Regions from separate parts of the Homo sapiens genome. Here region 2 is linked to region 1. Evidence: read pairs that join two places in POLR2A ChIA-PET (ENCODE). Cell type or tissue: GM12878. All regions are shown on one strand. Each heading gives the region's core, and the rest is flanking DNA. Links, peaks and the distances in the headings are about the cores only. Region 1 holds the start of LINC02594 (long intergenic non-protein coding RNA 2594). Region 2 overlaps DHX8 (DEAH-box helicase 8).

Region 1 (15,945 bases), core at 8,347-13,346:
TCAAGGTACTAATAAAACCTGCTGTCCCCATCTCCCAAACCCGTGGGACTCAAAAGAGCTGACGTCAGTATCCCATGGCACCTTAAGCCTCCCCATCAGGGCACATCCCACTGCTGACACACCTCTGCAGGCCTCTTCTTCCTCTCAGTTTGAGCTTTCTTGGGTGAGACCCCTTTATTCATCTCAGAGCATTCCTGGGCTTGGCTAAGAGCAGAAACTCGGGAAAGCTGTGCTTATAAAGCAAAGCACAAAGCATTCCCACCTGTTGGTTGGTGTCCTTCTTTTCTGTCCTGCCCTGGTTAGCCCCATGGGAAGGTCCTCTACAGGCTCCGACAGACAGGCGTGCCCCTGAGGGCGGCTGTCAGGAGGAAAACAGGGCAGCACGGGCAGGAGGCTTGGTCACTGCTTTGTTCTGAACGAGGCCGGGACAAGGAACCAGACAAAAGGTGGACAGGTATAGTGAGCAACCAGGGAGGGCCTGGTGGGGAGGTGAGGAAGCAGCAGGTCCCCACCCTGGGGAAGAGAAGGGCTTTAGCTGGAATCTTAACAAATAGGCCAATCTCATCCTCCAGCCTCTGGGACTCCAGCACGGACTCCCTTGGCTGCCTGCCTCCCTGACTCTCTCAGAGGCTGCCCATCCCTTGCAGCTCCTTGCGGGGCTGCCTTCCTGGGGGGTCAGCCAGATCTCAGCATGCTGAGTTGTCTGTCCCCTTGGCCTGGACATGGCCCAGCTCCGCAGGGTGATATCTGGTGGGCAGTCTGCCCCAAACCTCAGCCCTCCATCTCCCCCTCACCCCTTGATTCTCCCATCCCAGCCGCAGGCCTGCTTCTCTGCCTCTAGGCTCCTGGACACATAGGGTCTTGGCTTTGGGTGGCCACCCAGGGTCCCAGCTTCAGTCTTAGCTCTCAGAGCCTTAACCTCAGCTGAACTTCCCTGGTAAGCGAGCCCTGTGGCTCTAGGACCACTTGGGGCTGGCCAAAGCATGGTGGGGAGGAGGATGACTCAATGGCAGCCTGATTCAGGAAAGCCCCTCACCAGCCCTCGCCAGTCTGCACCCAGAGGATCCATTTCACGTGTCCTCCAAATCCTGGCTGATCCTGTTTCATTCTCTTGCTGGACACCCTTTCTGGGGCCCAGGAGTGCTGGGACACAGACATGGTCCCCATCACCAGAGAATCCTAGAACTCTCAGTGGAAGAAACCCCAAAGGTAACTGGTCCAGTCTCCTGCATTTGGATGGACTAGACAGAAATTCATGCTCAGAGCACCTAGGCACAGAGAGGGTGAGTAACTTCCCCAGGGTCACACAGTAAAGGAATGATCAGCTGCTCCTGAGCCACCTACCTGAACTCTCCTTTCTCCGCCTGGATGATTTCTTCTCTGTCTCATTGGCAGTGCTCCCAAGCACCCCGTAGTCATCGCCTGGGCCTCCTGTGGTGTCCACCAGGCCCAGGCTGCTGGTCCCCATTTCCTTGGAACCCCCTGCCGGGCCTGAGTTGGGCCTGCGCCGGGCGTCTGAGACAGGGAAGTGCCAGTTGGGGGACTGTGGGAAAGCGGGGTGCTGCTCAGTGAAGATGTGCTCCTCCTGGGGCAGGCTGTGTGGGGTGGCTGCCAGGCAGGAGGCTGAGAAGTCAGGGTACGCTGCCGTCGCTGTCGCCAGGAAGTCTGGTTTCTGGTGGAAGGAGAACGGGGTGGGCGGGTAGTGGGGTAGCCCTGAGGCCCCATTGCCTTCCGAGTGGGGGTTTCGAAGGCAGCCCCAGACAGGGGCTGGGGGCTGGAGGCTCCTCATGCAGCTGCTGGCCGCGGGATCCATCTGCTGTCCGCTGCACGCCTCGGTCCTTTCAAAGATTTGATTCTTTATACTTTTTATGTTCAAATTTTTAAAAATGCAAAAGAAAAAAAACTAAATAGGAGGGAAAAATGTTCAACAGAAAATTTACCCCAGGAACCAAAAAAAAAAAAAAACCCAAAACTAAAGTCTCTCCTTAAAGTACACACACATGTGGCCAGCTACTCCTATGTGTGTGCACACACCTATGTCGGGCTTGCTCCTGCCCCTCCAATGCACCAGCCTACCTACTGGGATCCCCTGTATGTGTATTTGTCGCCAATGACACTAAACATTTTCACTGTCCCAACCCAGACGCACCAGCTGACGAGGAGTTCGTCCTGGAGCCCAGAGCAAATGCCTGCAGAGGGCTGGACCAGGGCTGCTGGGACACACTTTTAAATCCTGCGGTGGGGAGAGAGTGACAAATTTCTGAAGTGAAATGTGAGAGAGGAGAGGGAGGGGTTAACCCACACACACAAGATCCCCTCCAACCAAAACCCTAGCAGGCAACTATTAATCATCAGAAACCTTATATGCACATCTAATGGGATTTGCAGATGGAGACTTTTAAAGAAACATTGTCTGTATTTTTTTTTTAAGGAAAGAGAGCAGCACACACACACATACACACACACCGTCTTTAATGTGCCTCCTGTAACACTATGAAGTTATTTTTATTGCACTGTTAACAAAATTCCCCAAGTCTTGGATTTAGAAAAAGCCTTAAGTCAGATCCAGAATCCATCAAATGCCAAATTCCAGGGAGTGAAGTGAGGAATAAGAGCAAGAGACAAGCTTGGTGATTGCATTTGATTTAAAGGCCCTTCTACTGCTGCCTGCGAAAAAGGAAGGTGGATTAAAAGAAATCTTTTTTGCAAGTCTCAGCGGCCCACTGTGGTCTGCAGTACAAAGAAAGGCACACTCTAGAAAAAAAGAATTTCTCTCTGCCCAGAGTGACATTCTCACTTTCTCAGTAACTTAAAAAAACAATCAGATTCTTCCTTCCGCTCTTTAACCTCCAACATACATGCCAATTAGCCACACTCTTCTCTAGAGAGGTTTCAAGTCATTTTTCTTCACAGCAATGGCAAGGCTCTTAAATAAGGTCCTTGAAGTTTCTTCGGGTCTCCTCCCACCTGCTCCCTGCCCCCTTCACCTCCACCCACCTGCTTCCCTTTCTCATCCCCCAGAGGCGGAGGCTTCCGAGGAATTTGGGGTAGGGAAATAGGAATCAGGGGCTCCTCATTCCCCAAAGGAGCCTCTTTGGCAAGCAGGCACGTGGGTCTCCGGGCTGGTGCACATCACAGGGCAGCCAGCCCAAGTGCCATCTTGATGCCCAGTCTTCCTCATGGCTGCGCCCTGCTGGTCTCTCAGAGGGTTAATGCAATTTCTTGGAGGACGACATTCCTAACACCCAGGGGCCAGAACTCCTTCCCCACTGGTTATTCCCATGGCCCAGAGCAGCAGGATGGGGGCAGAAACAGGCATGGACCTTAACAGCAGCGTCTCTGCTGGCTGCTTCCAAAGACGGCGAGGGTTCCCTGAGGAGGGGCCCCTAGGTCTTAGCTCTGCAGCCTGGAGGTGGGGCCCTGGGGGGTGGGTGCAGGAGATGCTCCTAGGAGGAGCCGAAGGGCACCCAGGGATGTGGAATGAAGCCACGACTGGCCTTTAATCCAGAAACTCCAGTCAGATACACATCCTGGGAGCAGGAGCAGCTGTAAAAGATGGGGAGGGGTGTACATATGAAAAGATGTGCCCTCTTCTGGAACAAGCGGTCAGAGTGTTGTAGACCAGTAGAGTGGATGGGGTCATAGCTGTCAACCAGACTCATCTTTCTGCTTTGCCCAGGGCTTAGCTGTGGCACACACAATTCTCTGAGCCTCACAACTTTCCTAGGATGGGTAAGTAAGAATTATGTCTCCATTTTGCAGATGACAAAACCGAGGCTCAGATGGATGACTGGGCTGCCCAGACTCACACAGCTAAGAAATGGTGGAATCAGCACTTGGCCTCAGGTGTCCTGCTGTTCAGTTTGGAGCAGGCCAGATGCAGAGGAGGAGGCATGGGGTTTGAGGTTAGACGGGTCTGAGTTCAAGCCCCAGGTCTGCCACTTCCTGGCTGTGTGCCCTGGAACAAGTCACCTTATCTCTCTGAACTTCTTTTTTTTTTTTTTCTTTTTGAGATGGAGTCTCGTTCTGTCGCCCAGGCTGGAGTGCAGTGGCATGATCTCAGCTCACTGCAAGCTCCGCCTCCCGGGCTCACGCCATTCTCTTGCCTCAGCCTCCCGAGTAGCTGGGACTACAAGCACCCGCCACCACGCCCGGCTAATTTTTTGTATTTTTTAGTAGAGACGGGGTTTCACCGTGTTAGCCAGGATGGTCTCAATCTCCTGACCTCGTGATCCGCCCGCCTCGGCCTCCCAAAGTGCTGGGATTACAGGCATGAGCCACCATGCCTGGCCATCTCTCTGAACTTCTGTTTCCTCATCTGAGATGACAGTCAGAGTGGGATCTGTGTAAGGCACTTTGCACCTTACACATTTTTACCCCCACGGATTCCCACAAAAGCCTTCTGAGGCAACAGTCATTCTCATCAGCTCCGTTTCTCTCTCTCTCTTTTTTTTTTATCAGCTCCGTTTTTCAGCAGAAGACTCTGATGCACAGATAGACTGTGTAACCTGCACAAGGCCACACAGCAGGGAAGCGGCGGACCCAGGATTCAAATTGAGGCAGCCCAGCCCACAGACATTTGCAAATCTTCAATGAAATCCTTTATGTAGGCCAGGCACGGTGGCTCAGACCTATAATCCCAGCACTTTGGAAGGCTGAGGCAGGCAGATCATTTGAGGCCAGGAGTTCAAGACCAGCCCGGCCAACATGGTAAAACCCCGTCTCTAATAGAAATACAAAAATTAGGCCGGGCGCGGTGGCTCACGCCTGTAATCCCACCACTTTGGGAGGCCGAGGCGGGTGGATCATGCGGTCAGGAGATCGAGACCATCCTGGCTAACACAGTGAAACCCCGTCTCTACTAGAAATACAAAAAAAAAAAAAAAAAGGCGGGCGTGGTGGCGGGCGCCTGTAGTCCCAGCTACTTGGGAGGCTGAAGCAGGAGAATGGTGTGAACCCGGGAAGCAGAGCTTGCAGTGCACCGAGATCACGTCACTGCACTCCAGCCTGGGTGACAGAGCGAGACTCCATCTCAAAAAAAAAAAAAAAAAGAAATACAAAAATTAGCTGGGTGTGGTGGCACATGCCTGTAATCCCAGCTACTCGGGAGGCTGAGGGCAGGAGAATCGCTTGAGCCTGGGAAGCAGAGAGGTTGCGGTAAGCCAAGATTGTACAACTGCACTCCGGCCTGGGCGACAGAGTGAGACACTGTCTCAAAAAAAAAAAAAAAGAAAAAGAAAAAGAAATAAAGAAAGAAATCCTTTATGCAAAAGGCAGAGTAAGTAATGGACAAATGTGGCTCCCTTCCTAGCACATCTATTTCTGGTTAACCTCGATGATCCCAAAGGGTGAACCTGGGAATGGGGAGTTCTGAGGAAATTCTACAGAAACAGCCTTGTGAGGTCCTTTGTGGGGGGCACGCTGTGCTGTGGGGGTTCTGGAAGGAATCCGTGGGAGGCTGGGAGGAAGATCTGGCTTGTCAGCTTCCCTAGGAAAACCTTCCCCTGGGCTGGCCGCAGGCTGTAACCGGATTCCTGCTCCACCTCTGCATCTGGCCCAGGGACCTCATGGCAGGGAGGCCCAGCGCCTGGCCCTTTGCCCCTGGACGGGGTGGGCCCTGGGTCATGGTGGGGTGGGTGGGGAGGTCAGGAGGGCCATGGGGAGGGGGCGCGGTGGGGTGCTTTGCCCTGAGAACACAGGCCTCTGGCACCCCGGAGCCCCCGGCAGCTGCTGGCGTCTGTCAGCCACCTTGCGGGGCGCGGCCGGGGGCTGCTGGCCCCTACATCTTCCTGACAGGCCCCTCTTCTGAGGCCAGGAAAAAACAACAACAGTTCCTCCCCTCACGGCAACCCATTTGTTAGATGAAGGCCGGGCACCAGCACCTTTAACCTCCTCAAAGTCAGCGTTTCCCTGTCAAGGCCCCACAGGGCCAGAGACAGAGATGGATGGAAGGAGCTGTGTGTCGAAAAAGCCCTGTGGCCTCATGAGGAGAGCTCTGTTTTCAGGAAGGGAGGGGACCCCGGTTTCTGATTGTTGGGGAGAATAAGGGGAGGAAGAGGAAAAGTGTGAGTCACGAGGAGGTCCCCCAGGGGCGTGGGGGGGCCCAGGAGGGCTTTCAGCCTGGCCACACCTGAGCCATCACGTGGAACTTGCGGAATGTCTCCCATTGTGCGTGGCAGGCAGGCGTGTACTTGGCAGGACAGGGCTGCTTCTGTTTGTGGCCACCCCACCCCCTTGTGCTTGGAGAGGCAGGGTGTCAGGGCAAGGCCCTGGACCTGGAGGCAGAAGACACGGGTTCAAGGTGTGACCTTGCCTGTTACCGGCTGTGTGGTCTCAGGCAAATCACACCCTTCTCTGAGCTTCATTTTTCTCACTGGCAAAATGGAGTTGACAGTTCCGGCCTCACCTGGCGGTTAGGAGGATAAATGAACTGCATCTGAGAACAGAGCTGGCTGACTATAAAGGGTGATGCATGTGAGGAATAGCTTGTCCTTAACTATGCTGAACCACTGGGCAGGACACAGCACAATGTAGGTGAAGACGGCTCATCCCAGCCCCCAGATACCTTCTATGGCAACATAACACAAGGGTCCAAATCATGGCCTTGGGAATTGGGGGCCTGTGGGTTCAAACCTCAGCTCTGTTTTTTTGTTTTTTGTTTTGAGACGGAGTCTTGCTCTGTTGCCCAGGCTGGAGTGCAGTGGTGGGATCTCGGCTCACCGCAACCTCTGCCTCCCAGGTTCAAGCGATTCTCCTGCCTCAGCCTCCCGAGTAGCTGGGATTACAGGTGTCTGGCACCATACCTAGCTAATTTTTGTATTTTTAGTAGAGATGGGGTCTTGCCATGTTGGCCAGACTGGTTTCCAACTCCCCACCTCAGGTGATCTGCCCGCCCTGGCCTCCCAAAGTGCTGGGATTACGGGCATGAGCCACTGTGCCTGACCTCAGCTCTGTTATTAATAAGCTAAATGGCTTTGAGCGACTTGCCTTATCACTTGAGCCTCAGTTTCCTCATCTGTAAAATGGGGATAAACTTCTTCCGTCCGCATGAGGATGCTGAGAGACGTGAGTGAGGTGGTCTATGAAAGCTCTTGTCATAGCCTGGCATGCAGGGGTAACATCTGGATGATGAAGATGATGATACCTGAGATTTTTGCCTTACAGACAACTCCAGAGAGCCCTGTGAAATATTTATATGCCACTGAACAGGGCACAAGATGAAGCCATTAGCCTGCGCTTACATAGTAGAATGTGTGAATCAGATGAGATGCTTGGTCTCTAGTAAGACCTTAAGGGATGGACAGAAGACAGGCAGATTTTGGATATGGTATACGTGGCTGTGGGCTAGCGTGTTTACTACTGGGCCTGGGATGTATTTGGAATGTACACATGTGTCCTTTGCTTCTCAGAACACTTTGAGGCAGCAGAGTTACTACTGCCTGCCAGCCTGCCTCACAGGGTTTTTTGTTTTGTTTTGTTTTCTTTTTTTTTGAGATGAGTTTCACTCTTGTTGCCCAGGCTGGAGTGCAATGGTGTGATCTTGGCTCACTGCAACCTCCACCTACTGGGTTCAAGCGATTCTCCTGCCTCAGCCACCTGAGTAGCTGGGATTACAGGTGCATGCTACCATGCCCGGCTAATATTTTTTATTTTTATTTTTATTTATTTATTTATTTTTGAGATGGAGTCTCGCTCTGTCACCAGGCTGGAGTGCAGTGGTGCAATCTCGGCTCACTGCAACCTCTGCCTCCCAAGTTTAAGTGATTCTCTTGCCTCAGCCTCCCAAGTAGCTGGGACTATAGGCACGCGCCACCACACCCAGCCAATTTTTTGTACTTTTAATAGAGACGAGGTTTCACTATATTGGCTAGGGTGGTCTTGAACTCCTGACCTCAGGTGATCTGCCCGCCTCAGCCTCCAAAAGTGCTGGAATTACAGGCATGAGCCACCGCGCCTGGCCCTGACAGGGCTTTGTAATGCTCAAATAATATGATCCAAGGGTCAGAGTTGAGTAAACTATAGAACATAGTCCTTGCATTCCACCCCAGGGGCCCAATAACGAGGTCTTTCTCTAAATCTCAGAAAACACTAAGCTAAGGGAGGTAAGTTCTGCAGATGGGTTTTCTCTGTGTGTGTGTGTGTGTGTGTGTATACATATATATATACACACACACATATATATATATACACACATATATATACATTTAAACCTTTGGTGCTCTACTTGTCTGCTACCAAAATTGTAGGCAGATGACTGAAAAATGTAACACACAGAATGGCCTGCATAGAAACCTGGCTCTTGGAAGTCATATGAGTCAGTTTCCTCAACTGTAAAGTGGTGGCTCACTGTACAGACACTCAGTAAGCACCCAGCAAATGAACACCTTCCAGGGGTTCTGTATTGGAGTCAGCTGTATAGAATGAAAACAAATGACAAAAGGGGAAACACACAGAGTTTATTATTCTCCCCCATAAAAAAGGCCGGAGGTGACAGTCCAAGCTGAGATGGCCTCTCCCCCAGGCACTGTCTCTCTACTTTGCCCCCCTGCGGCACCTTGTTCAGCTGGCATGTCAGCATTCCACACAGCACGAAGGAGGAAGGACAAATGGACTCTCCCCATCTCTCTGCCCACTGCCCCCCTCCCCACAACCCGTTTAAAAAATAGATATGGGGGGCCGGGTGCGGTGGCTCGTGCCTGTAACCCCAGCACTTTGGGAGGCCGAGGCGGGTGGATCACGAGGTCAGGAGATCGAGACCATCCTGGCTAACACGGTGAAACCCCGTCTCCACTAAAAATACAAAAAATTCTCCAGGCATGGTGGTGGCAGGCGCCTGTAGTCTCAGCTACTCTGGAGGCTGAGGCAGGAGAATAGCGTGAGCCCGGGAGGCGTAGCTTGCAGCAAGGCGAGATTGCGCCACTGCACTCCAAGCCTAGGCGACAGAGCGAGACTCCATCTCAAAAAAAAAAAAAAAAAAAAAATAGACATGGGGGCCTGGCGCGGTGGCTCACGCCCGTAATCCTAGCACTTTGGGAGTCCGAGGTGGGCGGATCACGAGGTCAGGGGTTCGAGACCAGCCTGGTCAGCGTGGTGAAAATCCATCTCTACTAAAAATATAAAAATCAGCTGGGCGTGGTGGCGCATGGCTGTAGTCCCAACCACTCAGGAGGCTGAGGCAGGAGAATCACTTGAACCCGGGAGGCGGAGCTTGCAGCGAGCCGAGATCGTGCCACCACACTCCAGCCTGGGCGACAGAGCGAGACTCCGTCTCAAAAAAAAAAAAAAAATAGACATAGGGTCTTGCTATGTTGCCCAGGCTGGTCTTAAACTCCTTCCTTGAGTGATTCTCCCACCTTGGCTTCCCAAAGTGCTGGGATTTACAGGAGTGAGACACAGTGCCCAGCCTCTCTACATTTTTTTTTTTTTTTTTTAAGACAGACTCTCACTCAGTCCCTCAGGCTGGAGTGCAGTGGTGTGATCTCAGCTCACTGCAATCTCCACCTCCCAGGTTCAATTGATTCTCCTGCCTCAGCCTCCCAAGTAGCTGGGACTACACGCCTGGCTAATTTTTGTATTTTTAGTAGAGACAGGGTTTTGTCATGTTGGCCAGGCTGATCTCAAACTCCTGACCTCAAATCATCCACCCGCCTTGGCCTCCCAAAGTCCTGGGATTACAGGCATGAGCCATTGTGCCCAACCCTCCCTGCCCTGTTTTAAGGAGGGTCCTGTTCAACAATTACTCTACAGACCAATTGCCCGCAACTATATACTTGGCAGTGAGGAACTGCTGGGGAGGCTGGGAGATTCAGCCTATAGGCACCTTGGTGGCCCTAATAACTCTTTTATCTTCTTCTTCTTCCCCATCAGAACCTGTTCTCAAGGAAAAGAGCTAAGGTAGGCTGCCAGATAAAATGCTGAGGTAAGTCTGTTCCAGAAAATATTGGGACATAGACTAAAAAATTGTTGTTTGTTTATCTGAAACTCAAATTTAACTGAGTGTCTTCTTTTCCCCCTAAATCTGGCAATCCTAATCCAAGGCTAAACTCATTTTCAGGACGCAAAAGGCTCTGGCCTTACCTTTTGAGTCAGGACGTTGCACTTTGACAGAAGGCTCTGGAAGGAAACTTTAAAGGGAGCCTTCCAGAGGGAAATGCGGTGTTGGGGTAGGTCTGCCTTTGGCTATGGGCTTTCTGGCTGCCGGAGGGCCCAGGGTCCCCCAGGAAAGCCTTCTGTGGAGGTCTTTTGAGAGAGACAAAGCAGAGGGGTGGAGGAAGGGCGGCTCAGGTGGAAGGAGTGAGGACAAAGGTGAGTGCCCCTGGGCAGGAAGTGCTGAAAGAGAGAAGGAGGGAGGCCACCAGGCCTGGGCCTGGAGCCAGCCTGGGAGACTCCCAGCCGCCCACTTCTCGGGGCCTCCCTTTTCCAGCCCCTTGCTTTCGAGGCAGCAGTGCCATTATTTGGGGAAACCAGCTAACCAGATAGGACAGCAAACCGGGGATTTATGTGGTGTGGGAACAGCTCAGGTTTCCCTCCCTGTTTACCCAGCAGTATTTTTTAAAACAGAAATCAGCGTGTGGGTAACCGCAGCTGTGAGTTACTAGCTCTGGCTGTGAGGGCTGGGGTGGGGGGAGTCTCTTCAGAGCCCTCTGTCCACTGGCCTGGGAGCTACTGAAGGAATGTGCCTCTCCCCATCCCAGGCCAGGTGGAGAAGGTGGCCCTGCGGAAGTTCCCAGATCACTGCCCACCTCACCCTTCCCCTCCCGACGAAGGCCAGCACACCTGGGGGAGGTGTGATGATGGTTCAAGGTCTAAAGCTTTAGAGATCAGTCAGTTTAGGGGTCAGAACCCATGGAGCCAGGCAAGTAAACACAGGTTCCCCAAGCCAGCTGGGAGGGAGACACCTGGGTGCCTTTGATGGGAGAAAGAGGGGGCCAACAGCTACTTGGCACTGGCCAATTTTCCCTTGCATGAACATGGGCCCAGTGTAACCAACCATATCTTTCCATTTGTCAAAAAAAAGCCATATTTCCAGATTTTTTATAGGCAACCTGTCAACTTTTAAATGTTGGCAATGAATTCAAAACACTGCCATTCAATTAAAAGCAGCCCAGAACATGGCACGACTGGTTCTTGGAATACCAATCTGCAATCTCTGATCTTGTCCAACTCTCTCTGCTCCCCATTTTACAGATCAGGAAGCTGAGGCCCAGAGAGGCCTAGGGACTTAGCCATGGCTGCAGCAGTTGTTATTGGGAATGCCATGAGGCCAGGATGCCTGTTATGTGTTCTTTGCCCAGCCTAGCAGTTTGGCTGGCTTGGCTATGCCAGAGGTCTCACCATGCAGTTCTCAAGTGCTTCCTGAGCATCTCTCATTTGCATAGACATGACATTTACAAACACATCCATCATCTACTTGATTCTGGCAATGACACCGAGGGAGCAGAACTGGCATTAATCCATTTTTTTTAATGGTGAGAACACTGAGGTTTGGAGAGGCTGGTGACCTGCCAAAGTCACAGTCCTAGAAAGGGCTGCAGCCAGGGCCTCCAATTACAGATCAAGGGTTTTTCCACCCCCAAACTCAGTCATCTCGTAAAAACGTCAGGCTCCTTGGGGAATACAGCTTGAGATGGATAATCAACTCCTCCTAAAAGGGAACCATAAATGGATGAGATACTTGGGTAAACTGAATATTCTTTGTAACTTAAAGTTAATTGAAAATCCATAGGTTATCAATTTTCCAAGCAGGAGAATAAAATAGAAGGTATTTCAAAGAGCAATTATAGTAGGCATGGCTTAATCTTTCTTTGATGATTCTGAAGGCATTTCAGGGGAATGTAATGCCTTAGGGCATCATTATGAACACCAATAATTACTGTGTAGGGCTGTGACGCAAATTCTCATCAATCCCCTCCTGGCTGTCGGGGTGTTTTCAGAGAGGATCATGCAGGGAGTGTGAACGTGTGCCTGTCTGTTTCTTGCTGCTCTCTCCGCCTTTGTCAATTTCAGGGTGCTGTTGTGGAAAATGCAGTGTCCCTGGAAGGGGGAGGTCACTTAACCTTAATGAGCTTCTGTTTCTTTATTAAAATGGGGTAATGCAGACTCCTATACTCACTGTCAAGGTTTTGTGGGGCTCAGATGTCAGTGTCAGAGCAGGAAGAAACTTTAGATCATGATATGCACCAGCTTCATTCTGCCATGGAAAAATCTGAGGCCCAGAGAGGTTAGGAGCCTCGTCCAAGGTCACCCAGCCAGGGAGAGGGTGCTAGAACCTGGGTTTTCTGCTTCCTAACCTCTTTCCTGAATATAACACTATGGAAGAAAAAGATCTGGAGGAACGGAAAGATGAACACATGATTACACATGCAAACAATACTGGGGTCTCTCTGATCAGAGAAGGTGTGATCTTCCAGCCTCAGGAGAGGGGCCATCCAAGTCCTGGAGGAGGTGAACCCCTTAGTTCAGGGCTGGGAGTAGCCTGGGGGCAGCAGAGACACTGCTGTGAGGTTTATAGTTTCATGACTGTCAGAGCTTTTTAAAATGTGGTAATTTTAAGTGTGCAGCCTCCCAGGGTCTTTCTTCTTTTAATTGAAGAAATAAACCATCTCCCCTAAGGCATGCTTGGCGAAGGAGAAAGGCAGGTGCAAGGCTCACAGAGGAGAGCAGCAGCCTAGAAGGGCTCTGTGTCATGGGGAAGTAAAACATCCCAGAAACAGAGAGCAGAAGGCCTTGACTGAGCCCCAGGAGAGGCAGGACACCAGGGGTGCACACCCATAAACACACACATACACATGTATGTCTCCTCCCTGGAGCCTGAGAGTCCCTATATACAGCAGGTGCATGTGGGCCACACATCACACAAAATTGAATACAGGCAGGCTCAGAGCACCAGCACACACGTATGTCCTTGACACCCTTAGAGATACTACTAAGCACGTGTGTGTACCTGCTCACCCATATGGCAGAGCCCCTGGATCTGGGCAGAAATGCCAAAGCAGGGGCAGGCGCGTGTGCGCGCGCACACACACACACACACACACACACACACACTAGCACAGCCACAAAAGCTCAATCCACATCCAGCATTCCTAACAACACACACACAGCTAGACACGCTAGGAGACACATCAGGACAATGTTTCCACTCCCGCTGCCATACACATATGCAGGTCCACATTCACCAGTGGGGTAGGGTAGAGTCTCATCAGTCCAGACTCGCAGACAGCTGGACACAGAGGTGATCTCTGAAACCCAATGTCTACACACTGTGGTCTTTGTTACACACACACACACACACATTGAAATGATGTCCTCAGCCTTTGGTTATTTTTGGTTTCTTCTGAGCTGGAGTTTCACTCTTGTTGCCTAGGCTAGAGTGCAGTGGCGTGATCTCAGCTCACTGCAACCTCCACCTCCCGGGTTCAAGTGATTCTCCTGCCTCAGCCTCCCAAGTGGTTGGGACTACAGGCGCCCGCCACCACACCCTACTAATTTTTGTATTTTTAGTGGAAACAGGGTTTCACCATGTTGGCCAGGCTGGCCTTGAACTCCTGACCTCAGATGATCCTTCCGCCTTGGCCTCCCAAAGTGCTGGGATTACAAGCTTGAGCCACCGCACCCGGCCGAGCCTTCGGGTATTTTGAAAGCTGAATGTGTGGTTACATTTTCTTTTCTTTTTCTTCTTTTTTTTTTGAGACGGAGTCTCTCTCTGTCACCAGGCTGGAGTGCAGTGGCGCGATCCTGGCTCACTGCAACCTCTGACTCCCCGGTTCAAGTGATTCTCCTGTCTCAGCCTCCTGAGTAGCTAGGATTACAGGCATGCACCACCACGTCCAGCTAATTTTTGTATTTTTAGTAGAGCCAGGGTTTCACCATGTTGGCCAGGATGGTCTCCATCTCCTCAAATCGTCATCCGCCCGCCTTGGCCTCCCGAAGTGCTGGGATTACAGGCGTGAGCCACAGTGCCCGGCCTACGTTTTCAAACAGCAATAGCATTCGCCTCCTCTGTCAGTTTAACCCCCATCACAACTCCCACTTTTGGCACCTAAACAGTTAATTTCCCAGTTCATGGGCCTTCAAAGTCCTGCTCTAGTCTCTGGAGGAACTTTCACCTACAGAGGAAGGTGTAAGGGAAACTAGTTCATGGATTTAAGTAGAAACATTTTAGGTGTAGCTTTCACATACAGAGGAGTGAGAAAAAACTGATTCATGGATTTAGATGGAAACATTGTAGTATGAACCCAGCGGAGGGTCTGGGAGCGCCTTCTGGTGGTGAGAATTAGAACCGCAGCACTTTCTGCAATGTGCCCAGGCCAGAAAGCTCTACCTTCTGATAGGACCCACTTCTGACCCTAGAATGGGGGAACTGATGGAGGTGTCAAGCCACTGTGGTCCCACAGCTGCATGCAGGCACAGGGGATAGGAAGAGAGCTACCTACAGGTTACTAAACCATTCCCTTTTAAAACAGCACCAGGCTTATGTCTACTCTGCGCTTCCATTTTCTAGGTTTTAAGTGGAAGATATGTGAACACCCAGTGGGCTGGATGGCTGTCCCTGCTACAAGTCTGTGATGTCTCCGTCCAGTGGCAGAGCTGGAAGGCAGGTGCTGTCGGGGCTGCATCTGCCTTGTTCACCAGCATAGGCCTAAAACCATGGAGGGGGTGCTTTGGCTTAGATCCCCACTTGGCCTGTGTGTGTAAGAGGCTCTCAGGCACCTTAATGCTACATCACCAACCAAACCTCCTGATGATTCTTTTAGGTTCTCCGTTTCCAGGCAGATTCACTTCTGTAGATTTATTTATTTATTTTTGAGACAGGGTCTGGCTCTGTCCCGCAGGCTGGAGTACAGTGATGCAATCTCGGCTCACTGTAGCCTTGACCTCAACTTCAAGTGATCCTCCAACCTCAGCCTCCCAGTATGAGGGACCACAGGTGTGCACCATCACACCTGGCTAATTTTTGTACTTTTTGTAGAGACGGGGTCTCACCATGTTGCCCAGCTGGTCTCAAACTCCTAGGCTCAAGCGATCCACCAACCTTGGCCTCTGAAATGCTGGGATTCCAGGTGTGAAGCACCGCGCCCAGTCCCTGACTTCTGTAGACGTTTGTATTGTTTACATCTACTGTGTGCAATGTACGAGATGCAGTCAGGTGTCTGGATGGACCAGGGGATCTGGCATCTTATAGACTTGGGTTTGAACCCCAACTGAGCCATTTACTGGCTGGGTGACTTTGGGTGAGTTCTTAAACCTCTCTGACCCTTAAGGTGGTAACAGTATCACCAGTGAAGTTGGTGCACACAGCAGGGCCCAAACTGACATCTCACAGCACCCAGCAGGTCACTGTGGGCATGATAGGATGATGGGTCACTGTGCCAGCCCTGAAGGAGTTCAAGTCCAGATAGGGGAAGGTGGTGGACCAGACCCAGACAGAGATTCTGAGTCGCTGCTGAGACTGGGTGAGGGTAGTGGGTACATGGGAGGACATATAGCCCGGCAGCCCAGGGCTGGAGTCCACACTCAGGTTGGGGCAGCCTGGTCTGCCTCTCCTGCAGGAGACTTTTCCAGGCAGGCTTGTCCCTCCAGAATGCACGAATCAAATCCTCTCAGGATCAGTCTCATTTTCCTCGTGCTGGGGGAGCAGGCTACTCACAGAAGATGTTGTTGCAAATGTAAGAATCACATGTCGATCCACAAACTGGCATTGAGCAGCTACCTAGGAGATCAAAGAAACTCTTACTTTGGGAGCTCCTGCCAGGGCTCTTTGGGAGGTCTGGCTAGCTCTGGAGGAAGAGAATGAACTTGGGGAGGGCGTGGAACAGATGAGGACGCAGGCACTGCCATTCAAAGAGGAGAGGTCTCCCGGACAGGGCTGGCCTGGGCAGGCCCAGGGAGGGTGGGGCTGGAGCAGGGACTTGAAAAAGGGAGAGGGCTCAGGAGACTCAGAGG
Region 2 (15,945 bases), core at 5,193-10,192, 150 kb before region 1:
TTGTATTTTTTTTGTAGAAACACAGTTTCGCCATGTTGCCCAGATTGGAATTTACTGTTTTTTGTTTGTTTGTTTGTTTGTTTGTTTGTTTTGAGATGGAGTTTCGCTCTTGTTGCCGAGGCTGGAGTGCAATGGTGCGATCTTGGCTCACCGCAACCTCCGCCTCCCAGATTCAAGTGATTCTCCTGCCTCAGCCTCCCGAGTAGCTGTGATTACAGGCATGTGCCACCACACCCGGCTAATTTTGTATTTTTAGTAGAGACAGGGTTTCTCCATTCTGGTCAGGCTGGTCTCGAACTCCTGACCTCAGATGATCTGCCCCCCTCGGCCTCCCAAAGCGCCGGGATTCCAGGTGTGAGCCACCGTGCCCAGCCAGAATTTACCCTTTTAAAGTGTACAGTTCAAAGGCTTTTACCCATGGTATGTGGGGATTGGTTCCAGGACCCCCGAGGATACCAAAATCCAAGTATGCTCAAGTCTCTTATGTAAAATGCCATAGTATTTGCATGTAAACTATGCACATCTTCCTGTGTGATACTTTATCTCTAGATTACCTATAATACCTCATACAGTGTAAATGCTATATAAGCAGTTGTTTTACTGTATTTTTTATTTGTATTTTTTTATTGTTGAATTTTTTTCCTCAAATATTTTTAATCTGCTGTTGGTTGAATCCATAGATGGGGAACCAGCAGATACAGAGGGCTAACCATATTCACAGAATTGTGCAGCCATCACCACAATTATATTTAGAACAATTTTATCTCCCTAAAAAGAAATGCTGTACCCTTTAGCAGTCATCTACCCCCATTTACTCCTCTGCTCAGCCTCTGGAAACCACTAACCTATATCTTCCATCTCTGTGGATTTGCCTATTCTAGACATTTCATATAAATGAAATCACATATTTGTGGCTGGCTTATTTCCAGTGATTTTTCCAGACTTAGCATGTTTTCAGAGTTCATCAACATTGTAGTATGTATCAATACTTCATTTCTTTTTCTTGCTGAATACTGTTGTGTTGTATGGGCACAACACATTTTGTTTATCCATTTATCAGTTGATGGACATTGGAGCTGAGCGCAGTGGCTCACACCTGTAATTTCATCACTTTGGGAGGCTGAGGCAGATGGATCACCTGAGGTCAGGAGTTCAAGACCAGCCTGGCTGATATGGTGAAACCCTGTCTCTACTAAAAATACAAAAATTAGCCAGGCGTGGTGGCGGGTGCCTGTAATCCCAGCTACCTGGGAGGCTGGGACAGGAGAATCACCTGAACCCAAGAGGCAGAGGTTTCAGTGAGCCGAGATCGTGCCATTGCACTCCAGCCTGGGCAATGAGCAAAACTATCTCAAAAGGAAGATAAAGATAGACATAGGAGTCATTTTCACTTTTGGGCTTTCTTGAATAATGCTGCTGTGAACATTTGTTTACACATTTTTGTGTGAGCCAGGCGCAGTGGCTTATGCCTGTGATCCCAGCATTTTTTTTTTTTTTTTTTTGAGACAGAGTCTTTCTCTGTCATCCAGGCTGGAATGCAGTGGCATGATCTTGGTTCATTGCAACCTCTGCCTCCCAGGTTCAAGTGATTCTTCTGCCTCAGCCTCCTGAGTAGCTGGGATTACAGGCATGTGCCACCATGCCTGGCTAATTTTTGTATTTTTAGTAGAGACAGGGTTTTGACATGTTGGCCTGGCTGGTCTCGAACTCCTGATCTCAGATGATCCATCCGCCTCAGCCTCCCAAAGTGCTAGGATTACAGGCATGAGCCACCACGCCTGGCAGATCCCAGCATTTTTGGAGACCAAGGTGGGAGGATCCCTTGAGCCCAGAAGTTCAAGATCAGCCTGGGCAACATGGTGAGACCCCTATCTCTACAAAAAAAAAAAAAAAAAAAAATCAGCCAGGCGTGGTGGCACATGCATAGTCCCAGCTACTCAAGAGATTGAGGTGGGAGGATCACTTGAGCCTGGGAGGGTGAGGCTGCTATGAGCCATGATCACACCACTATACTCCAGCCAAGGCTACAGAGCAAACCAGACCCTGTCTCAAAAAAGAAAACCAAGTTTTTGTGTGGACGTATGTTTTCATTTCTCTTGGACATATACCTAAGAGTAGAAGGCAGATGGACTTGGCCGGGTGTGGTGGCTCACACCTGTAATCCCAGCACTTTGGGAGGCTGAAGCGGATGGATCATGAGGTCAGGAGTTCGAGACCAGCCTGGCCAACATAATGAAACCCAGTCTGTACTAAAAATACAAAAATTAGCCAGGCATGGTGACACGTGCCTGTAATCTCAGCTACTCGGGAGGCTGAGGCAGGAGAATCGCTTGAACCCGGGAGGTGGAGGTTGCAGTAAGCCGAGATTGCACCACTGCACTCCAGCTTGGGCAACAGAGTGAGACTCTATCTCAAAAAAAAAAAAAAAAGGCAGATGGACTTGAGTAATGTTAAAGAGTTAAAATGGACAAGACTTGGTGGGTACTAGCAGGTAAAGGGAAGAAGGGTGAGGGAAGTCAGGCATGACTGTCAGGTTTCTGGCTTGGGCAGCTGGATGGAAGATGGCACTGAGGAGGGAAACATGGGAGGAGGCTTGAGTGGAAAGATGGTGAATTTCTCCCCTATTCTATTCCTAATAATGAGAGTTCTTTCTAAGCAGGGCTTCTGTAGTTCTGTAGCAGGTAGAAGCCTTTCAGGACCAGTAAGATGCTGGCATGATGCGTGATATTCCGGTGCCCCCAGTGATGATTTTTCCAAGCAATTGTGTTTTATTAGCTGAACCTTTGGGTGGAAGAACAGTGACAGTGCCAAGCTGAGACTAATAATCCTCCAGATCACATAGACTGCTACACACACGCAAACTGTGAAATTCCTGTGTCATCTCATGGTTCATTTTATGATCAGTAAAAAGAAGCAATCTCCCTCTTGTTCCACATACATATTCCGCAAAATACAAGCAGCTCATTTTTTAGTCCAGATGTCTCGGTAGGGGAAAGAAAAATCTCATTTTGCATTGGCACATGTGATGCCAGGAAATCTCTGCTTTCCCAGGGTGCTAGAAAATTAAAATTGTAGTAATCAACATTGGATCTAGAAAATGAGATACACAGTAGCTATTTGCACCAAATGAAATTGGCTTTTATTGGCTGTAGCTTTTTCCTATTCCACTCACCTCTCAGGTACCATCCCTTTTCCAACTTAACCATTAAGCAGAAGGTACCTCCCTTCTGCTGTTGGAGGCTGAGCTGGGATTAAGTGTCATTTTAACCGTCTAGAGAGAGAGATAGCCACATATTCCTTTGGGAAGATATCTGGGTTCAGAAGACCTTTTCACACCTCAGGGCTGAGCCTGGGCACCTCACTCCAGCTTTGCCCCTCTTGCCTGCAGGTTGTGATTGCCACCAATATCGCAGAGACATCGCTGACTATTGATGGTATCTACTATGTGGTGGACCCAGGATTCGTGAAACAGAAAGTTTACAATTCCAAGACAGGGATTGACCAGCTCGTGGTGACGCCTATTTCTCAGGTATGACGGCTTGTATCAACAGTTTTCCTGATAATCCTGATTAGGGCCTTTCTGAAACTTTTTTATGGTTATATATTTCAAACTTGTTTTCAAAGATGAACTTTTATGATACTGGGTACTATAATGACATGAGGGAAGGATTTTTTGTTATTTGTTTTTAATCTTTTTTTATCCCTGAAGTCTGATTGATCCTTGAAGTTTTTAATCTTTTTTTTTTTTTTTTTTTTTGAGACTAAGTTTCACTCTTGTTGCCCAGGCTGGAGTGCAGTGGCGCAATCTCGGCTCACTGCAACCTCTGCCTCCTGGGTTCAAGCGATTCTCCTGCCTTAGCCTCCCAAGTAGCTGGGATTACAGGCATGTGCCACCACACCTAGCTAATTTTCTATTTTTAGTAGAGACGGGGTTTCATCATGTTGGTCAGGCTGGTCTTGAACTCGCAACCTCAGATGATCCACCCGTCTTGGCCTCCCAAAGTGCTGGGATTACAGGTGTGAGCCACCACGCCCGGCCCTTTTTAATCTTTAGAATAGTATTTCACTATTAAAATGCCCCCGTAAGGCCAGACACCTTGGCTCACACCTGTAATCCCAGCACTTTGGAATGCTGAAGTGGGAGGATTGCTTGAGGCCAAGAGTTCTAAACTAGCCTGGGCAACATAGCAAGACTCTGTCACTATAAAAAATTTAAAAAAAATTAGCCTGGTATGGGGGCATGTGCCACCAGTCCCAGCTGCTTAAGAGTCTGAGGTGGGAGGATCACTTGAGCCCAGGAGTCTGAGGCTGCAGTGAGCTAAGATAGCATCACTGCACTCTAGCTGGGGCAACAGAGCAGACTGTGTCTCTAAAATAATAATTTGTTTAAATGCCCCATAAAACTAGAACATAAAAAAAGTTTGAATCCTAGTACCCTATATTACCTATTTTAGATGGAAAGATCAGTACTTTATTTTCTAGTACCTTGCTTAGCTACGAGATAGATATCTGAGATAATAATAAATTATATGATTTTCTGGTTTTTTGGTAATTATGGAATAATTTCCTGCCTAAATGACATTTAAAAATGAATTACCCGATCACTTTTTTGAGAGAAGTTTGGCAACAGTATATCCAAAACTTAAATGTTCATCTCTTTAACCTAACTGTTCTGCTTATAGAAATTTATCTGAAAGTTAGAAATGATTAAATACATGTCCAAAGGTAATAGAAAAGGATGTTCATCGAAGGATTGGTTTATATCAGAGGAAACCTGGAAAAAATTCTAAATGTATTCCAAAAGGGAAGTAGTTTAATAAATTATGGTATATTCATGCCATAGAATGTTGGTGGCATTAACATGGTGGTGTGTATCTATATTTAATGACATAAACATGTAACTATAATATTTTCTTTGAAAAAGTGAGCCTACAAAACAGCATGAATGGTATAATCCAATTTTTGTTTAAAAATAGATGGTGAGCATTTCTTCAGAGTATGTGTGAGTGAGCTGTGCCCAAGATTGAAAGCATGTAGTCTAAATGTTAGCCAAGATTATTTATGGGTGGTGCTACTAGATGATGTGCATTTTCTTTTATACTTTTATATGTTGTCTTAATCTTTTACAGTGGGTATGTATTACTTTCATAATTTGTGAAAGCCTTAAGGCTATTTTTATTTTGAAACTTAAGTAATAATAATAGCTAACACTTTTTGTTTTGTTTTGTTTTTTGAGATGGGGCCTTGCTCTGTCGCCCAGTTTGGAGTGCAGTGGTGCAATCTCAGCTCACTGCAACCTCGGCCTCCTGGGTTCAAGTGATTCCTCTGCCTCAGCCTCCCAAGTAGCTGGGACTACAGGCGCATGCCGCCATGACCACCTAATTTTTGTATTTTTGGTAGAGATGGGGTTTCACTGTCTTAGCCAGGATGGTCTCCATCTCCTGACCACATGATCCACCCGCCTCAGCCTTCCAAAGTGCTGGGATTACAGGCATAAGCCACCGCGCCTGGCCCAATAATAGCTAACACTTACAGTGTACTTAACGTCCTAGATACATGCATTGACTTGGTGCATTCTCGCATTGATCCTATGTGGTAGATATTATTTTCACAGATGAGGAACCTGAGGCACAGAGGGGTTAGGTGATTTGCCTAACATCACAGAGCTAGTGGAGCCAAGATTTGAACCTGGGTAGCCTGGCTCCAGCTTGTATGCTCTATACTACTTGTCAGGGTGGCGGTGATCAAAAAATTAGTTACACATGCCTGTCCTGATTTGGAGAGAGACATGTGTAGAATGCTGTAGAGTCCAGCCACTGTGTGTGATTGCTGCCTGGATTTGTGTGGTTAGTTGTCCTTTCATAACCTATCCTTTGGTTTGGAGCTGGCATAGTAATTTGTAAATCCTGGTACTGTTTGTAACAACAGATGGTTTTGTCAGAAAATGGCCCTCTTCAGATTGCTATTCATTGTTTCCTAGCAACCTATGGCTAAACTACATTTTTTTTAATTAAAAAAAAATCAGTGTTTTTGAAGTAGTGTTTTATTATTTTTGAAAAACAGAAGAAAAAAATTTACCCACCATCCTACTACCTCCACTGTTATTATTTTGCTGTTTTTCATTCCAGTCTTTTTTCATGTTTATTTCTTTCATGGTTGCAATTTTAGTAGTCAAGTAAGTATGCAGTTTTGTATATTTTTTTGAGTATTTAATTTTCCTATTAGAATAATACATGTTCAATATTTGGTAAAATCTAAAGAAAATAGACCTCATCTGCAAGCCTACTATCAGAGTTAGCCACTGTTAACATTTTAGGGTTTTTTTCGCCTAGTCATTTCCTTCTAGTAGTTGATATATAAAGACTTTTACTAAAATTATTTTACATTGTTTCGTAACTTGCATTTTGCATTTAATGCGAATGAACATTTTCTTCTGTCATTTAACATTGCAAACATGATTTTTATTTTTATTTTTTATTTTATTTTGAGTCAGGATCAGTCTTTGTTGTTGCCCAGGCTGTAGTGCAGTGGTGTGATTACGGCTTACTGCAGCCAGCCTCGACCTCCCCAGGCTCAGGTGATCGTCCCATCTGAGCCTCCTGAATACTGGGACTACAGGCGTGAGCCACCACACCAAGCTAATTTTTGTATTTTTTGTAGAGATGAAGTTTCAACATATTGCCCTGGCTGATCTCGAACTCCTGGGCTCATGCAATCTGCCCACCTTGGCCTCCCAAAGTGCTGGGATTATAGGCATAAGCCACGACGCTTGGCCTGCAAACATAATTTTTAAAATGACTGCAGAGTCATCATTGGGATGATTGACGTAATATGTTTATTTCACTTACATTTTTGGTCATAACTGTGGGGATGGTGTTCTGTCATCTTGTTTTATGCTTTCTCTTTTATATTGCGCCACACTATTTTGAAGATATATGTCTCAGATCTGTATAATATTTCTTCCATTAACCCTGCTTGTATTGCCTCCCTCGAACAAACTTCCCCGAAGTGCTGAGTATGGAGAGGGGAAGATAAGAGCATTGGTAGTCTTGGAAATGGTCCCAAAGGAAGTGAAATCAACCCCATTTCTGATTTTGCCAGTTGTTAATTGTCCCCCTTTTAACAGATATCCTGGGTAAAGCTGTTAAGCAGTGTTTAACAGATATGTTGCTTTTATATGCCCACCCCTCTAGGCTCAGGCAAAGCAACGAGCTGGCAGAGCTGGGAGAACAGGCCCAGGGAAGTGTTACAGGTTGTACACAGAACGTGCCTACCGAGATGAAATGCTGACCACCAACGTGCCGGAAATCCAGAGAACCAACTTAGCAAGCACAGTGCTGTCACTCAAGGTAGAAATCACTGTCTTGTTAAAATGGGTTGGTGGAACAGTCCAATCCTGGCCTTCATAAATGAATTTCAGTTTTATGAACCTTGTTAAATACTTTAGTAACCTCATGAAAGCAGTCCCTTTGAGTGAAATGCAAATGGCTGTGATAACAGCCTCTCACGGCAGGTCTGGGGCTAAGTTGGCATGTCTGCTGTGAACACACATTTTTTCTTACCATAACAACCAGCAGGATATTAGGTTGTAAAAGGTTCTAGTTAGGAGCATTTTCTAAAAGGAAATTAGAAAAATATAATCAATGCCAAACTGTGGACACACACACCTAACCTCAACCACTTTAGCGCTCAGATCCAATTCTGTTCTTTTAGAACGAGAGAAAACCCCCTGTTCAAAAACTTTGCAAGGGAACTGTCAGTACAGATTTCAGACTGGCTCTCAGGGGCTTGGTTTTCATTCTGAATCATTGTTCTTCCTCTCTCAGTCCCCAGTGAGGACTTCATTCTCTTTTGGCAGGAGGAGCTGTATGAGTAATTTCCCAGCTGATGGCGTTTCCCCCGACACTGATGCTACCCTGGAGCCCTGGTACTTTCTGGTGCAGAGTGCTCTGTTGTCATTTATTATTTATTCCCTGTCAAAGAGGCTAAAACAGAGCTTTGGAAAGAAAAAAGAAACCTACTCCAGTCTCTGAAGTGCCAACAGAGAGGCATCTGTGGCTTGGACTTCAGCTCCAAACTGCGACTTTGGGCAAGTTTATTTACTTTGCCCTCTGCTCTGTGTTCTGCTCTGAAAAAGGGGCTGTTAATAGTATTTGTTGGAAAGATAAGTGAGATAATGTAGGTAAAGGCACTTGGCACAGTGCTTGATGATTGCTAACATAATTCATCATAGTTATTATTCACACAATAAACATTTATTGAACACCTGCTGTGTTTATGGTCACAATCACTTTATGAGAAAGAAATAGAAAGCTTAGGTCCTACCACATCACACTTTATATACACTTGAATCGTGCATCATTCAGTCGTTTCTTTTATTCATCGAATTAGCTAATGTATTGAACACATGCTACATGCCAGGCATGTAGATTGCACTGTGGTGGTTTTGTGAACATAGTTTTTACCCAGTGTGAACTCTCTGAAAGCAGGGGCCATATCCTGGCCATCTTTATATCCCTCCCACCTAACATGGTATGAGATCCCTCATAGATATATAGTAGAAATGATGTATGCAAGAGACAGGACAAGTTGGTAGACTATATTATTATTATTATTATTGTAAAATACATAACAACATTTACTATTGTAAGCTTTTTAAAGTATACAATTCAGTGGCATTAAATACATTCAAGATGTTGTACAACCATCACCAACATCCATTTCCAGAACTTTTTCATTGTCCCAAACAGAAACTCTGTACCCATTAAACAGTAACTCCCCTTTCCCCCTTCCTCTATCCCTTGGTAACTACTCTTCTACTTTTTACCTCTCTGAATTTGTCTATTCTAGATAGCCTCATTTAAGTGGAATCATACAATATTCTTTTGTATCTGACCTGTTTCTCTTAGAATAATGTTTTCAAGATTTATTCATGTTATTTTCAAGGTTTATCCATTTATTTCATTCCTTTCTAAGGGTGAATAGTATTCTGTTGTATGTATATACCACATTTTGTTTATCCATTCATCAGCAGATGGACATTTGGATTGTTTCTACCTTTTGGCTATTATCAATAATGCTGCTGTGAACATTAGTGTGCAGGTATCTGTTTGAGTCTGCTTTCAGTTCTTTTGGATATATACCTAGAAGTGTAATTGCTGGGTCATGTGCTAATTCTGTATTTAGCCTATTAAGGAACCACCAAACTTTTCTACAGTGGCTGCAACATCTTACATTCCCACCAGCAATGCATGAGGTTTCTGATACCTCCCGTCCTCACTGACATTTGTTAGTTTCTGTTTTTTAAAAAAATTATAGCCATCCTAGTGGGTATGAAGTGATATTTCATTGTAGTTTTGATTTGCATTTCCCTAATTACTACTGATGTTGTGCATCTGTGCATCTTTTTATGTGCTTGTTGGCCATTTGTATATCTTCTTTGAAGAAATGTCTATTCAAGCTCTGTGCCTATTTTTTAAATTGAGTTGTTTGTCCTTTTGCTGTTGAGTTGTACATATTGTCATTTTGAGAGAGTGTTAGGGTTTTTTGTTTTTTTTTTTCTTGGAAGACGTTTTATCATGTTGCCTAGGCTGGTCTCAACTCCCGGACTCAAGCGATTCTCCCTCCTTGGCCTCCCAAACTGCTGAGATTACAGGTGTGAGCCACCATGCCCAACTGAGAGAATATTTTCAAAAAGTTTCCTGAGAAATTATGTGCTTTCCTTTGGGAGGCCGAGGCAGGCGGATCACTTGAGGTCAGGAGTTCAAGACCAGCCCAGCCAACATGGTAAAACGCCATCTCTACTGAAAATACAAAAATTAGCTGGGCATGATGGCGGGTGCCTATAATCCCAGCTACTTGGGATGCTGAGGCAGAAGAATCGCTTGAACGTAGGAGGTGGAGGTTGCAGTGAGCTGAGATTGGGCCACTGCACTCCAGCCTGGGTGACAGAGTGAGACTCTGTCTCAAGTATGTGCTTTCTATTATAATAGTCTGAGTTTTATGTGGCCCAGCCCTGGAAGTTACCGCCAGTCTCACCGGTGGCTTCCTAATTGCAATTGAAGAAATGGGAAATAAAGTAACAAGTAGCTTCCCCACATGCTGACACTGGCTAGACTGACCCTCTTATCACATGCCTTCTTCCTTTCTGTTCTAGGCCATGGGTATCAATGATCTGCTGTCCTTTGATTTCATGGATGCCCCACCTATGGAAACTTTGATCACAGCCATGGAGCAGCTGTACACACTGGGGGCCCTGGATGACGAGGGCCTGCTCACTCGCTTGGGCCGCCGGGTAAGGGACAGACTCAACTTCCTGTGCTTTTGGGAAGATTCCCTGGTCAGCCTTTCACATCCTTCGGTCTGTACAAAATCAGGCTGAGGCCGTGGATAAGCTTTGAGTAAAATTCTAAATGTTTGTTTTTAACCTGAATTTCTCCACTGTCACTTTAAACTGTTTCTTCTTTATACAAAAAGGTGTTCTGTTCATAATTTTGCCTGAGGATGTATTACTGAATGTAGCCTTAATTAGAAACGGCATCTGCAAAATTCTCATCTACCCCAACAGTAGTTATATGCTTGGTCACATACATCCCGTTGGAGTTTATTTGGGAAAAGAATAAACAACAGCATTCTTCTGATAGAGAAAGGCATCCCAAGGCATCATTATGCTTTGGGAAAATCTGTGTTGTTACCCACTCTGACCAAGGTCTTGCTCTGGTGAATCCAAATGTGTCTTCCACAGGGAAGCAGTTGTAGTCTTTTTTTGTCCCTCTAGATGGCAGAGTTCCCTCTGGAGCCAATGCTATGCAAAATGCTCATCATGTCTGTGCATCTGGGCTGCAGTGAGGAAATGCTGACCATTGTATCCATGCTGTCTGTGCAGAACGTCTTCTATAGGCCCAAGGTAGGAAGTTCAGATCCAAGTTTAGATGGGGGTGCCATGAAGTTGGGGTAGTTGGCCTGTTGCCATTCCAATGCTTGATGTGGACTTTTTTTTTTTTTTTTTTTTTTTTGAGATGGAGTCTCACTCTGTTGCCCAGGCTGGAGTGCAGTGGAATGATCTTGCAATCTCTACCTCCCGGGTTCAAGCAGTTCTCCTGCCTCAGCCTCCAGAGCAGCTGGGATTACAGGCGTGCGCCACCGTGTGCTGCTAATTTTTGTATTTTTAGTAGAGACAGGGTTGCACCATGTTGGCCAGGCTGGTCTCAAACTCCTGGCCTCAAGTGATCCTCTTGCCTCAGTTTCCCAAAATGCTGGGATTACAGGCCTGAGCCATCATGCCTAGCCTGATGTGGACACTTTTGATAGGGTCTTGTAGGGCTCCCTAGAATTGCTCCATGTTCAGTTAGTAGCTGTTGAGTCGGAAATGTTCCTCTGTCCCACTGCTTGGCAGGATAAACAAGCCCTTGCAGATCAGAAGAAGGCCAAATTCCACCAGACTGAAGGGGACCACCTCACCCTGCTAGCTGTGTACAACTCCTGGAAGAACAACAAGTTCTCCAACCCATGGTGCTATGAGAACTTTATCCAGGCTCGTTCCCTGCGCCGGGCCCAGGACATTCGCAAGCAGATGTTAGGCATAATGGACAGGTAAGCTGGAATCTGATGACTCTGCATGTTTGAGTTGAACCACCTTGAGTATCATGTCTTTTCATCTCTGTGTGTACCTATAAAGCTATAGGCACCTTTTCTCTTGCTCCTCACATAACCCTTTTCCTCCAGCTTTTCCATCTTTGTTATATTCCTTCTCCCCAAGTAAGGGTATGCCTGAGAATTACCTCAGATACCTAAGAGGAAGATTATCTGTTAGTTGTTGAAAAAAATGCTCTTTGTTTGCAACCCTCTGGAACATTATTACTGTGGAATTGAATACCTGTCTAAACAAAGTGTCTGTCTCTGAGTGCCTCCGTCTGCCCACTGTGTAGAGCTGCCTCTGTAGTACACTTAGGGCTGGAAGGAAGGTCCTGGTGACTACTCTGGGCACCCCAAGATGGATGTGTTGGGCACTGTCATTGTGAAAATAGACCTGTGAAAGCTGAGTGGGCTCATATCTTTTGTCCTATCTTGATAGACACAAGCTGGATGTTGTTTCCTGTGGCAAGTCCACAGTCCGAGTGCAGAAGGCCATCTGCAGTGGGTTCTTCCGTAATGCTGCCAAGAAAGACCCGCAGGAGGGTTACCGGACACTGATCGACCAGCAGGTGGTCTATATCCATCCTTCCAGTGCCCTCTTCAACAGACAGCCAGAATGGTAGGTGGACATGTCCCAGGGTCTAGGGGCTTTTCTGGGCAGAGAAAAACCTGTAAATTTCCTGGTATTTTGTGATTGTGTCTTCACTACTCCCAGTATGTCCTAGTATAACACTGCTTGCCTTTCTAGAGCAGCAGAAACCTGAATTAGGCACAATGTATCAAACCCTATGAGAGAATTAAAATCATAGGGGTGAGACCTAGTTGAAAAAAAAAATTGTGGTTTAAAAAACTACGTAGTGGCCAGGCACAGTGGCTCATGCCTGTAATCCCAGCACTTTGGGAGGCTGAGGTGGGCAGATCAGCCGAGGTCGGGAGTTCAAGACCAGCCTGACCAACATGGAGAAACCCTGTCTCTACTAAAAATACAAAATTAGCCAGGTATGGTGGCGCATGCCTGTAATCCCAGCTACTTGGGAGGCTGAGACAGGACAATCGCTTGAACCCAGGAGGTGGAGGTTGCAGTGAGCCGAAATCACCCATTGCACTCCAGCCTGGGCAACAAGAGCGAAACTCCATCTCAAAAAAAAAAAAAAAAAAAAACCAACTACCTAGGGGCTAGGCATGGTGGCTCACGTCTGTAATCCCAGCACTTTGGGAGGCCGAGGCAGGTGGATCACCAGAGGTCAGGAATTCCAGGCCAACCTGACCAACATAGTGAAACCATGTCTCTACTAAAAATACAAAGTTAGCCAGGCGTGGTGGCAGGCACCTGTAATCCCAGCTACTTGGGAGGCTGAGACATGAGAATAGCTTGAACCCGGGAGGCAGAGGTTGCAGTGAGCTGAGATTGTGCCATTGTACTCCAGCCTGGGAGACAGAGTGAGACTCCGTCCCAAAAAAAAAAAAAAAAAGAAAGAAAAAAACAACTACCTAGTGATGTAGTTTAAAAAAAAAAACTTGTTTTAAAGTAGCATTTTTAAAAAATTGGACTCTATCTAGAACCCTAATATAAAACTGATTTAAAACCACCATGTTATCACAGTAGAAGGGTTAGAAATGTGGCTCCTTGCATGTTTGGCCTTCTCCATCCCTTGTGGCAGTGTGAGGCCCCTCTTCAGAGCCCTAGAATTCTGTGGAAACATTCTAATAAACATCCTCACATTTTATAGAGCAAGAAACAGATTAGAGAAGGGATGTGATTGGCTCCATGTCACTTAACTAGTTAGAGCCAGAGCCAGGACTAGAATACATTCTCCTGAGACCTTTCTTGTGGTTAGAGGTGTGCGGGTGCTTCAGTATTGGGGTGTGGCTGTCATAAACAGACTGCAGTCTTATAGGTGTCAGGCAGGAGAGGTAATAGTATAAAATGTAAGCTCAGCTGAGGCCTACTAGGGACCAGGTTGACTGTAGAGTGGGGCCTATATCCAGAGGCTTGAGTACTATCTCTGTCCCCCCTCAGGGTGGTGTACCATGAGCTGGTGCTCACCACCAAGGAATACATGCGTGAAGTTACCACCATCGACCCTCGGTGGCTTGTGGAGTTTGCCCCAGCCTTCTTCAAGGTCTCAGACCCAACTAAGCTAAGCAAACAGAAGAAGCAACAGCGTCTTGAACCCTTGTACAACCGCTATGAGGAACCCAATGCCTGGAGAATATCTCGAGCTTTCCGACGGCGCTGAAAGGCAAGATTGTTCCTTTGCCTCTCCAGCAGCAGTAGCCAGGGCTTGGACTTATCGATGACAGGCTGGTCCTGAGGATACAGCTGTCCCGTGACTGACTGTCTTAACTGAGCATTTTCTCAACTCGACTCTCATTTCTTCCCTGCTGGTAAAATAGAAACAGGGATTTAAACCTGGCTTTGGCAAGAGCCTGCAGCCTCCATCACCCCAAGTCCTTGGGCCCAGTTGGGAGCTCATATCTAACACAGAGACACATTGCATCAACTTCAAGAAAGGGACAATTTGTGCAGCTCCAGGATGGGAAGGTGGAGTGGGTGAGCATCTTGTGCAGGGACATGGTGAGTGCCCTGATGCCCCAGCTAGCAGGAGCTACTGTGCTCATCTAAAGTGTTTGCCCCACTTCCCACCCCGTCTCCAGCCCCTGTACTTTGGCTTGACCTCGTGGAAATATTTATTTTCTTAAGGAAACAAAAATGGTTTTCTGTGACTGTTTTCTTTTAGCCGAAAGGTTAGGATATTGGCCTGGGCTCAGGGTGAGGGAGATTTAGTATCTGTGCTCTGGCACACATGATGAGAATCCCCTGAATCCCCTGAAACCAGAACGCAGGGCCTCTTTGCGCTCGGAAACGACGTACAACCCAGACTTCCAGCCTTGTCTTTCAGCATCAGCACTAGCCGGGCCGTGCTGGGGGATCACCCGATGATCAACCATGTCCTCTCCACAGAGCACTTCAGTCTGGAGGCCTGAGTGGCTACAGATGGCACATATTAAATACAGAAGGTTTCCCCTTGCTCCCTCCACCTCCCACATTCGCAATGTGCAGCATGTCCCATTTCCTTTTGAAACATACTAAGTAACAACACAGCTTTTATTTTATTTTGTTTTTATTTTTTTCCCCTGAGGTCCTGGATGGACTTTAACAAAGGGATTTTATGGTCAAAACCTCCCTTTCCCCACTCCAAACAGAAAACAAACATAACACCTCTCCTCTCAGCTGGTTTGTGCTGCCAGTATCTGTGCTGCAGGGCTTGTTCTTAGTGGTTTTTTCCTAGCACTTGCTTGGAGAATAGCCACCTCCTTGTGCCCTCCTCACAGCTCCTGAGGAGGGTTTTTTTTTTTTCTTCCCATAGAGATGGGTTCCCACTGTGCTGCCCAGGCTGCTCTCCAATCCCTGGCGTCAAGCAATCCTCCTGCCTCTGCCTCCCAAAGCGCTGGGATTACAGTTGAGAGCCACTGTCCTCTGCACTGAGGAGGCTCCTTACCTGGCGGAACATCAGGCAGGTCTTGCCAGGCCAGGTTTCGGAACTTACGGAAAGCTGGTCTGGATGTAGTGCTTGTAGAGAAGCTTCTGAGAGATTGGGCACATCCTGTTACGTTGCTGCTTCTCCTGTCCTTATGTTATTAGTAAGTTCTGAAGTGATGTAAATGCTAGAACTACTGTAGAACTGTATGCCAGACACTAAGAGAGACTATGTAACATTCCAGGATATAAAGGAATGTATGTTGTCACTGGGCAGCAAACCACACCCTAAAGACAATTCAGAAAGAGTCCGAGGGAGAGGAATATAGGCCAGGCAATCTGCTGGCTGCAGATCCCTGCCCCTTCATTAAGCTGAGTGCCTCCTGATTCTGTCTGAGTATTCGCCTTTGTAAGCCCAGGCCAGTAATCAAGGGGCAGGGCATTGTTGTGTGTTAACCTTGAAGGCCTTCTGGGGAGAGACAGTACAGGGACCTCAAATGAAACCAAAGGGGAAACGGGGACTGGGCACCCACCTCCCCAATCTCGTTTTGTTTTTGTTTTTGTTAAGACAGGATCTTGCCATCTTGCCTAGGCTGGCATCAAACTCCTGAGCTCAAGTGATCTTCCTGCCTCAGCCTCCTGAGTAGCTGGGACTACAGGTGCATGCCACCACACCTGGCTCCCAGTCCTAATTCCAGCCTAAATTTTCCCCATTCAGAAACACTCCTGGATATAGTGGCCCAGCCTGTCCTGACTGAGTGCCCAGCACTGACAATGTTGACACCTGGGGAGGGAGGGTTGGGTTTCAAGCTGAGGTTGAAAAGGGATGT

The links. Peaks named below come from ENCODE experiments on the same cell type or tissue, not always from the same donor. Only the 100,000 strongest peaks of a DNase experiment are listed, where the experiment ranks them.
Region 2: POLR2A ChIA-PET joins it to region 1 with 6 read pairs; 6 of 35 experiments call an interaction of 5 or more read pairs at or near these places.

The regions. Positions count from the first base shown.
Region 1 is chr17:43,659,722-43,675,666 of GRCh38, forward strand. It overlaps LINC02594 (long intergenic non-protein coding RNA 2594), which reads left to right and starts at 5,143. Exons shown (of 4, transcript NR_184089.1): 1 at 5,143-5,278; 2 at 9,868-9,919. MEOX1 (mesenchyme homeobox 1) reads right to left here and starts at 2,201. Exons shown (of 3, transcript NM_004527.4): 1 at 1,345-2,201. The coding sequence starts at 1,813. It overlaps LOC107985085 (a long non-coding RNA gene), which reads right to left. Exons shown (of 3, transcript XR_001752895.2): 3 at 15,269-15,712. RefSeq lists enhancers at 954-1,495, 5,925-6,450, 8,770-9,269, 9,844-10,367, 10,368-10,889. In GM12878, for the core only: no CTCF peak of the experiment used is centred there; DNase peaks (open chromatin) are centred at 10,510 and 11,460; H3K27ac peaks cover 1,020 bases.
Region 2 is chr17:43,509,974-43,525,918 of GRCh38, forward strand. It overlaps DHX8 (DEAH-box helicase 8), which reads left to right. Exons shown (of 23, transcript NM_004941.3): 17 at 3,389-3,529; 18 at 7,194-7,349; 19 at 10,157-10,294; 20 at 10,778-10,906; 21 at 11,396-11,592; 22 at 12,074-12,253; 23 at 13,655-15,697. The coding sequence ends at 13,874. Among named protein-coding and RNA genes, the nearest start is that of ETV4, 28 kb to the right of the region's middle. RefSeq lists a silencer at 15,868-15,945. In GM12878, for the core only: no CTCF peak of the experiment used is centred there; DNase peaks (open chromatin) are centred at 7,368, 7,778 and 9,178; H3K4me3 peaks cover 530 bases; H3K27ac peaks cover 1,787 bases.